Regions from separate parts of the Homo sapiens genome. Here region 2 is linked to region 1. Evidence: chromatin contacts called from ENCODE Hi-C or POLR2A ChIA-PET data. All regions are on one chromosome and are shown on one strand. The core of a region is the stretch at or near the end of the contact, and the rest is flanking DNA. Distances in the headings are between cores, read along the strand shown.

Region 1 (4,703 bases), core at 183-2,682:
GAGACTGAAGCAGGAGAATTGTTTGAACCCGGGAGGTAAAGGTTGCAGTGAGCCCAGATCGCACCACTGCACTCCAGCCTGGCCATAGAGCGAGACTCTGTCTCAAAACAGCAAAAAAAAAAAAAAAAAGAAAGAAAGAAAAAAAAAGTAGATTCGTGGTTGGTGGGGGAGGGGAGGAGTACATGCTAATGGGTTTCTTCTTGGGGTGATGAAAATGTCCTAAAGTTAGACAGCAGTAAGGGTTGCACAACCTTGTGACTACACTAAAAACCACTGAAGTATAACTTTAAAAGGGTGAATTGAATGGTATGTGAATTATATCTCAAGAAAACAAACTCAGCTGGCATCAGCCCCTGCCCCACCCTGTGGTAAAGCTGGGTCCTTGTTGGCTGGTGAGGGCTCTCCTAATCTGCACCCCCTCCTCACCTCCAGACCCACGGCATTGCTGCTCCTGGAACCCCAGCCGTCCCCTGTGCTCTGCTCTTCTGTTCTCCGTGTGCCCAGCTCTTCCCCCCACACCTAGGTACCCGGCCCCTCCCAGCCTTCACCTGCGCCTTTACAGAGGCCCCATCAGACCACCGGGCCCCCCACCCTCCACACGCCCACCCCGTGAAGAGACTCCCTTTCCCCTGGCTCTTCTGAATTTCTGGCATACTATACGATTTCCTTATTTTTCCTTATTTTTATTTTTTAATAGAGACGGGGTCTCACTATGTTACCCAGGCTGGTCTCGAACCCCTTGTCTCAATCAATCCTGCCTCAGCCTCCCAAAGTGCGGGCATTGCAGGCTGAGCCACCACGGCCGCCACGACCTTCTCTTCTGGAGCGTGTCGCTTTTGTAATTATGATGTAAACTCCGGGCACGCGGGGACCCTCGCGCTTCGCTCACTAATTTGTCCCCAGACCCTACTACCTGGCACAGTAGGCGCTCAATACTGTTGATTGAATAAACGACTGCTACTTTGGAAATCATGTATTATTTAAATCACATGTTTAAACGCACATAAACTTCTGAGTAGTGTTTTCTGCACACACAAGATGTCTCCAGGGGCACCAAAGAATGCATTTTCCACGTTTGTCCCTAAACGTTAATGCATAAGTAACCTTGGTCACCAACAGATGTGAGGGCACGTGACGTTCGGGCTGCGCCCTCCCCGCCCCGGCCCTGCACACAGTAGGGCCGCACCGCGCTTTGCAAACAGGTGGACTCGGCAGAGGCGCGACCGCCCTCACCGCAGAGAGCTGGGCCACCTGCAGGCTCTCAGGACACCCAAGGCCCCACCTCCCACCCGGAAAAGAGACGATACGCCGGGCGCAGGCGCAGAAGCCGCGCCCGTCCGCGGCGCCGCCAGCCAGGGCGGAAACGGCTGCGGCTTCGCTAGGGACGCATGCGCGGGTCCCTTAGTTTTCGCGAGATAACGGTCGAAAACGCGCTCTTGTCGATTTCCTGTAGTGAATCAGGCACCGGAGTGCAGGTTCGGGGGTGGAATCCTTGGGCCGCTGGGCAAGCGGCGAGACCTGGCCAGGGCCAGCGAGCCGAGGACAGAGGGCGCACGGAGGGCCGGGCCGCAGCCCCGGCCGCTTGCAGACCCCGCCATGGACCCGTTCCTGGTGCTGCTGCACTCGGTGTCGTCCAGCCTGTCGAGCAGCGAGCTGACCGAGCTCAAGTTCCTATGCCTCGGGCGCGTGGGCAAGCGCAAGCTGGAGCGCGTGCAGAGCGGCCTAGACCTCTTCTCCATGCTGCTGGAGCAGAACGACCTGGAGCCCGGGCACACCGAGCTCCTGCGCGAGCTGCTCGCCTCCCTGCGGCGCCACGACCTGCTGCGGCGCGTCGACGACTTCGAGGCGGGGGCGGCGGCCGGGGCCGCGCCTGGGGAAGAAGGTGGGCGCGGGGCCGGGCCGGGGGAGCCAGGGCCTGGTCGCCCGGCTGTAGGTGCTGCGAGGCTCCTCCGGTTGGCCTCCAGGCGCCTCCCCTTTGCCGGGTTTGATTTGCGTGGGTTTTCTCCGTACAGCCCTGGTTTTGCAGATGGGAGAGCCAGAAACGCAGAAAAGTTAACTTATTCGAGGTTGCAGGGCGTGGACACGCACAGTCCTTTTTCCTCCACCCACTTCTGCCCGGGTAAATTAGAAAACTCACTGAAGAAAAGATGAGTCAGAGAAGGTGTGGGGGAGGGGCAGAGGTTGGGTGAGCCTGCCTCGCATCATTTCCTTTCTGTCTCGGAATATGCTTTTCACGGCTGTCTGAGAGTAATACTAGCATTCAGTAACTCCTACCCAGGGGCTTACAGTGTGCCGCTTACCCTTGTAACTGCCAAATACAATTTTCGCAGTAGCCCTGTGGCTTAGATACTGTTAGCTATCACTGTTCCCATTTTACAGAGGACAGGACTGTGGCTCACAGGTTAAGTGGCTTTGTCGAAATGCGCAGCCGATAACTGACGGAGCTAGGCTTGAGCCAAGCAGTCCGGCCTCCGGATGGGTAGTGTTAGCCACTACACTGCCTCTCTGGTCAAGTTCATTGTGGAGTGGCTTCCTGTCCTGCTCTCGGTCACTCCCTCTCCACCCTCGCCTGTGGATTGCAGCAGCTTCCAGGATAAAAAAGAAACCCTGAGTACAGCAGAGTTTCTCAGCCCTACCCCCCTTGTTCTCAGAGTCGGGAGAGGCTTGGGAGTGCTCTGGGGACGCCTCTCAGAGGCTTCAAGCTGTAGCTTGGAATCAGCCATTCAGTCACCAATCAGATAGGGCCTAAATGTGTCACCATGGGTTTCACTCTGTAAAGACTGGTGCCTGTTGGGGACAGGATGGACAGAACAGCTCTCTGCCTGAGAGCAGTCAAGTCCAGATTTTAAAAAAAATCAGTACTGAACAAACAAAACAGGACGTAGAAAAATCGGGTTTTATGGATATTTAATGTCTGGAAAAACACTGATAAATTGCATTTTAAAGGCGGTCTACGAAACATAGCTGACATTTGAGATGTATGTGTGCTTGGTTTTATTTATATCGTCATGTAGTTACTGTGTGCTGGGAAAAGTACACCAGAAGGTGAGCGGTGGGTATGGACAGGTTGGTAGCGGGCGACTCTGCCTTCCTCCCCAGAAGTTCAGCATAGCGGTTAAGGGTCGACTCTGGCACCACACTCTTAGGGTTTCAGAACATGGCTCTGCCATCGTCTAGCTACACGATCTCAGGAATGTCCATTAGCTTCCCTGTGCCTCAATTTCCTCATCTGTACAGTCATGGTAACACAGTGCCCAGCCCACAGGGCTGTCAGAGCTGCGGGAGCTGGTACACCTGCCAACGGTGTCTCAGAATTGCCAGTAGTCCAAGCAGCACCCTGTCCTGCCTCTCCTTTCCTCTCTTCACATTCCAGAAGCGGCCTTTTATGGTCTTGTGACCAGCTCCCTGATCTCAGTGGTGACGTCAGCAGATGAGGAGTATGGTAGCCAGGGACTGAAGACTGGTGGTCACTCGGGGCAGCTTTCTAAATAACAATTGGAGTGCCTACTAGTTTCCTGTGATTGCCATAACAAATGATCACAAATCTGGTGGCCTGAAGCAATAGAAATCTACCCCCTCAATCTGGAGGCCAGAAATCTGAATAAGCAGGGTGCCACAGACCGGCACACCCTCGGAATGCTGTTGGGGAGGCTCCTTCCGGGTCTCGTCCGCTTTGTGGTGGCTCCAGGCATTCTTTGACTTGTGGCCGCTTCACTCCAGGCTCACACGGCCTTCCCTGTGTGTCTCCTGCAAGGATACCTATCATTGGTGCATCCAGGTCATCCAGGATGATCTCCTCTCAAGACCCTCAGCTTACCTTTGCAAAGATGCTTTTTCCAAAGAACATTCATGGTTTCAGCAATTTCACGTGAACATACCTTGGGGTGACATCGTTCAGCCTGCTGTAGGGCAGGATGTGGGATCAACCCTATTTTCTTCCCTCCCACAACTCCCCAGCCCCTCCCTCAGTGTCTCCTGCTCTAAGTAGGTAGCTCCACTACAACTTCCTTTGGCACTTGAGTCTTCAGTGGGCCACGCCTCCTAGGACAGTATTAGAGAGCAGGGGGTTTGGCTGAGGTGGAATCAGGCCACTCTTGGGCATTTGGTGCAGCCCCTTTGCTGCCAGGCGACTCTAGCCTCTACAGAGGACCTCGTGTAGGCACCTCTGTCCACTCAGCACTTGGCGTCTGTGCTGAAAAGCCCTAGGGAGGATTGTGGGGTCGCTTGTCTCCAAACCTATGGTAAACCGTTCTGTTCTTTCCTTCCCAGACCTGTGTGCAGCATTTAACGTCATATGTGATAATGTGGGGAAAGATTGGAGAAGGCTGGCTCGTCAGCTCAAAGTCTCAGACACCAAGATCGACAGCATCGAGGACAGATACCCCCGCAACCTGACAGAGCGTGTGCGGGAGTCACTGAGAATCTGGAAGAACACAGAGAAGGAGAACGCAACAGTGGCCCACCTGGTGGGGGCTCTCAGGTCCTGCCAGATGAACCTGGTGGCTGACCTGGTACAAGAGGTTCAGCAGGCCCGTGACCTCCAGAACAGGAGTGGGGCCATGTCCCCGATGTCATGGAACTCAGACGCATCTACCTCCGAAGCGTCCTGATGGGCCGCTGCTTTGCGCTGGTGGACCACAGGCATCTACACAGCCTGGACTTTGGTTCTCTCCAGGAAGGTAGCCCAGCACTGTGAAGACCCA
Region 2 (4,921 bases), core at 815-3,314, 100 kb after region 1:
CTTGGAAATGTTTGAAATGCATGTGATAGAACTCTAGGTGGGAAATTGGCTTGTTAGATACAGTAACTTAGCATGCAACTAGAGTAAACAGTTTGACCTACCAACCCACCGACTCATCTGTTTATTTTACTTCTTTTTTTTTGAGACAAGGTCTCACTCTGGCCAAGCTGGAGTGCAATGGCATGATCACGGCTCCTGCAGCCTCGACCTCCTGGGCTTAAGCGATCCTCTCACCACAGCCTCCTAAGTAACTGGGACTGCAGAGGCACACCACCACGCCTGGCTATTTTTTTAATTTTTGTAGAGATGGGTTTTCACCCTGCTGCCTGGGCTGGTCTCGAACTCCTGAGGTCAAGCAGTCTGCCTGCCTCAGCTCCCAAAGTGTTGGGATTGCAGACGTGAGCCCCTGAGGCTGGCCCCATTTGTTTGTTCTAATAAAAATGTAGGACTGAATTTGACTCACAGTTGACTAATTTACATTCTAAAGTGGCCAGAAAACTTCTATTGGTAGTTTCCTTCATAGGAAAATTGGGAGGTTCTCACTCAAAATTGGCTTATATTTGGGCATATGTTAGGATACATGTAATGTTTAAGTAAAAGTAATACTTTGAATATCAAGCTAACTAGTGATAAGTTTATGGTTATTTATACTGTTAGGTAATAGGGTATTTTAATCTACCCCTTATTGCCATGGGGAGGTTTAAAAAAGCAAAATTCAAAACGGAGAAATTGTGCTGACATTTGAACAAAATAAATGGATTATTTTTCAAGTAATGTTTTGTTTTTAGAAATAGTAAGGCAGCCCTCATTTTGCATGGTGGTACTGTGGGACTAGAAAAATGGCCTTTTGGGGCAAACTGGTGCAAAGTGACCTTTTTCTTTTGGAGTAAAACATGCACGCACACATGCACGCTTACTTGCGAAGCAATCTTAATCGTCAATGGAGAAATGGATTGCTTGTGATCTTTAATTTTTTTTTTTGTTAAGGCACAAAAATCTCTTACTGTAAATTGTAAACGTATAGGGGAGTGACAAGCAGTAAAACATTGATTAAATACACTGTAATTTATAACATTAAAAACATTGATAGTTAAAGTACGTAACCCTTTGACGCAGCAGGTTCATTTCTAAGTGGATAGCTTAGAGCAATCTGGTGTCTCCTTTTAATAGTATTTTAAATTATAATTTTTATCATAAAATGACATTCATAAAAAAACCCTACCTAAACACATAATTTTAGAAAAATCAATACAATGCCTCAATTGTGATGTAAAATAAATAAGGGGAAATTAGTTTACAGTAAAATGTTTTGTTGTATAAATGCTTGGGCATGACAACCCTAGAAGGCATAAGGCCCGATGTGTGTACTTTCTGATAACGAATGTTTGGCTTTAAGAGAAGATTGTCAGAAGCTATTACAAAGAAGAATATAGCAACACAAAAGAAGAGGTGACTCTGCTGGATAAAAATGTGTTAGGATAGGTAAAAGCAGACCAGTCATTTATACGTAATAAGAGAAAAGGTAAATAATGAAGTTAGAGATAACATGCCATTCATATTATAGATTGTCACCTGGAGAAAATGAGGAAGTATTATAATCTCACAAAAAAACCCCTGAGCCTTCTTTGTTTCCAGTGAAACGTCAGAATCCTTCCCTGGGTCATGACAGACTCAGAGGAGCAACAGGGTATCACAGAAAACATATTGCTTCCCACCTCTCCCAGCAGATGGCCAGACATGCACCCAGTTGAGTACATGAAGAGATTTTGGAGATTCCTGTATGATAGGCAATGGCGAATGGAGAATGGATCTGAAAAAAGGGAAAATTAACCTCAAGGTTTAATAACACACCAGGGTGGTAAGCCACAAGGAAACAAGCATTTTATTATGTTGCTGGCCTACTGGGGATAATTTCGCAGTATCTTTTAAATTACAAATTCCCTTTGACCCAGAAATTCTAAGGTTTTATCTTACTGGTATAGATGCACAGGTATAGAATGATGTATTTACAAGGTTATTCATTGCCATATTATTTGTAATCGCAAAAGATTGGAAGCAGGAACATAAACCTCATCAGTAGTTGAACAGTTAAATTATGATTCATATTCTTTGTATGCCAGGAAGCTGTAAAAAGGGAGGAGGATGTTATGCACCGATATGGAAATATCCTTAACTGAAGAAAAGCAAGGGCGAAAGAATAGATTTGCTCATATATGCATTAAAAAATCTCTAGATAAACAGGAAAGGCACAACTTTAGTTACCTACTGTGTGGAAGAGTGAACAGGGCTGAAAGGGAGATTTCTCTATATACACCTTTATTACTGATCCAAAAAAATTAAGTACTTTTTCTAAAGGTGTGTGTAAAAAAAAAGAAAGAAAAAGGTCTGTTAGGCTGGGTGTGATCGCCCCTGTAGTCCTAGCACTTTGGGAAGCCATGGCAGGAGGATCCCTTGAGCCAGGAGTTCAAGACCAACCTGGGCAACATAGACAGACCTTACCTCTACAAAAAAAATTTTTTTTTAAATTAGCTGGGCATGATGGTGTGCACCTGTGGTCCCAGCTACTTAGGAGGCTGAAGTGGGAGGATTGGTTGAGTATGGGTGTTCAGGGCTCCAGTGAGCCATGGTTACAGCACGGCACTCCAGCCTGGGAAACAGAACAAGACTTTGTCTCCAAAAGCAAAGAAAAAAGCTCTGTCCTAATCCCCTTTCCTTTGCTGCTGCTACCACTGTTTTTAAACCTTGTTAGGGCCAAAATGTATTTAGAAATATGGGTTATACACTGACCTTAGTGATGGCTTATTTATTTATTTTGAGATGGAGTTTTGCTCTTGTTGCCTAGGCTGGAGTGCAATGGTGCGATCTCGGCTCACCGCAACCTTCGCCTCCTGGGATCAAGCGATTCTCCTCTGTCAGCCTCCTGAGTAGCTGGGATTACAGGCATGTGCCGCCACGGCCAGCTAATTTTGTATTTTTAGCAGAGACGGGGTTTCTCCATGTTGGTCAGGCTGGTCTCAAACTCCCGACCTCAAGTGATCTGCCTACCTTAGCCTCCCAAAGTGCTGGGATTACAGGTGTGAGCCACCACGCCTGGCCAGTGATGGCTTTAGACTGTCAAGTTCAAACAGGCATTTTCTGATTTCATGCTTTGAAGACAGTTTATGATTCATTGATTTTTTGGCACATGCATAGGTCTATTAAATATTTGAAATTGAAAAATATTTTATATTCCTGTAAGCATGATCAATGCCAAAAGTCACATACTTGCTCTATTGGGAACTTTGAAAAATACTATAAATATAAACTGGATGTCATATGTTTGTATTTTGTTATTTTCTAGTGTTTTAAATGTATCCGAAACTCTTAAGTGAATATTCTTTTAAAAAATTGATCGCAGAGGCTGGGCGCAGTGGCTCATGCCTGTAATCCCAGCATTTTGGGAGGTCAAGGTGGGAGGTTTGCTTGAGGCCAGGAGTTCAAGACCAGTCTGGGCAACATAACATCTCTTAAAAAAACAAAACAAAACAAAACAAAAAAACCCAACTTGAACATTGTGGTGCACGTCTGTAGTCCTAGCTACTTGGGAGGCTGAACCTAGGAGTTGGAGGCTGCAGTGAGCTATGATTGTGCCACTTCACTTCAGTCTGGGTGACAGGGCGAGACTCTCTCGAAGAGATAAACAAATGTAAGAATAAAAAGGTGATTGTAGAAGGCTTTCATTTCTGTTGGAATCAAGGGTTTCTGCCCTTTATTTATTTTTATTTTGTTGGTTTGATTCTGCCCCTCCCCTCAGGCTGTTTAAACATGTTAATTAGAATGTATTTTCTTTGGGTTTTTTTTTACTAATATATACTTGAATTCTGAAGTATATGAAATATACATTCTCAGTAATATTTCAGGTTGTTTTGAAACATACATGCTAACTTTTTTTTTTTTGAAATGGAGTCTTGCTCTGTCACCCAGGCTGGAGTGCAGTGGCGCGATCTCTGCCGACCGCAACCTCCGCCTCTCGGGTTCAAGCGATTCTCCTGCCTCAGCCTCCCGAGTAGCTGGGATTACAGGCATGTGCCACCACACCTGGCTAATTTGTATTTTTAGTAGAGACGGGGGTTTCTCCATGTCAGTCAAGCTGGTCTCGAACTTGCGACCTCAGGTGATCTGCCCGCCTTGGCCTCCCAAAGTGCTGGGTTTACAGGCATGAGCCACCATGCCTGGCTGCTAATATTTTTAATTGTCTTGCTTGCTTATTCTATGCAATTATATGTGTTTAAGTATTGAAATGCTAACAACAACCAAAGATAGTTTGGTTTGCTCTTAGCAGAATGATAAAAGTACAGGAAGCAAAACTTAGAAACTCCCATGAAAAAATCCCAGTTTTGCCTAAAAAAAAAAAAGTTTTCCAAAAAATAAAAAGGAATAAAAAGGAGTGGAGCTACCATATGCTACAACATGTCCGACCCTTGAAAATACTATGCCAAGTGAAAGAAGCCAGGCACAAAAAGCCACATAGTGTATGATTCCATTCCTGTGAAATGTCCGAAACAGGCAGATACACAGAGACAGAAAGCAGATTGGTGGGTGCCTAGGGCGGAGAGGGGAGGGAGGGTCGGTGGTGATTGCTGATAGGTATGGGGTTTTTTTGGGGGGTGACGAAAATGTTTTGAATTAGATAGTGGTAATGGTAACACAGCATTGTGAATATACTAAAAACCACTGAATTGTACACTTAAAATGGTTAGGATGGAGAATTTTATGTGACCTTTATCTTGACAAAAATTTTAAAACATAAAAGCAGTATGGTCATAAATTTTTTGAATGTATATTCACATCAGTATTTCAGTTACTATGAAGTAATGCAACTCCCTTCAGAGTCAAAACAAAAAACAAGTTAAATCATTAAGGATAATATAGTTTCAGAGCT

The links. A loop is a pair of places that touch in the nucleus more often than their neighbours do. ChIA-PET counts read pairs that join two places held with the same protein, here RNA polymerase II (POLR2A). Pooled maps may share reads with other maps.
Region 2: a map of PC-9 shows a loop between it and region 1 (13-fold over the local background). The contact joins the enhancer-like site here to the promoter of FADD in region 1. A Hi-C loop is called at or near these places in 2 of 168 maps with a recorded cell type or tissue (CD14-positive monocyte and PC-9) and 6 of 50 pooled maps. POLR2A ChIA-PET finds 5 or more read pairs at or near these places in 4 of 52 experiments (A673, H1, WTC11 and 1 more).

The regions. Positions count from the first base shown.
Region 1 is chr11:70,201,864-70,206,566 of GRCh38, forward strand. FADD (Fas associated via death domain) reads left to right here and starts at 1,433. Exons shown (of 2, transcript NM_003824.4): 1 at 1,433-1,882; 2 at 4,270-4,703. The coding sequence starts at 1,597. The coding sequence ends at 4,610. RefSeq lists silencers at 1,843-1,922, 1,972-2,163.
Region 2 is chr11:70,305,252-70,310,172 of GRCh38, forward strand. The region is part of intron 2 of PPFIA1 (PPFI scaffold protein A1); the gene reads left to right. All of the region lies in intron 1 of LOC107984346 (a long non-coding RNA gene), which reads right to left. Among named protein-coding and RNA genes, the nearest start is that of MIR548K, 24 kb to the left of the region's middle. Within about 2 kb of position 2,065, at least 3 of the 41 ENCODE cell types and tissues checked have a DNase peak (open chromatin) inside an H3K27ac peak, as active enhancers do; they include PC-9 and endothelial cell of umbilical vein, where a contact is called at or near this core.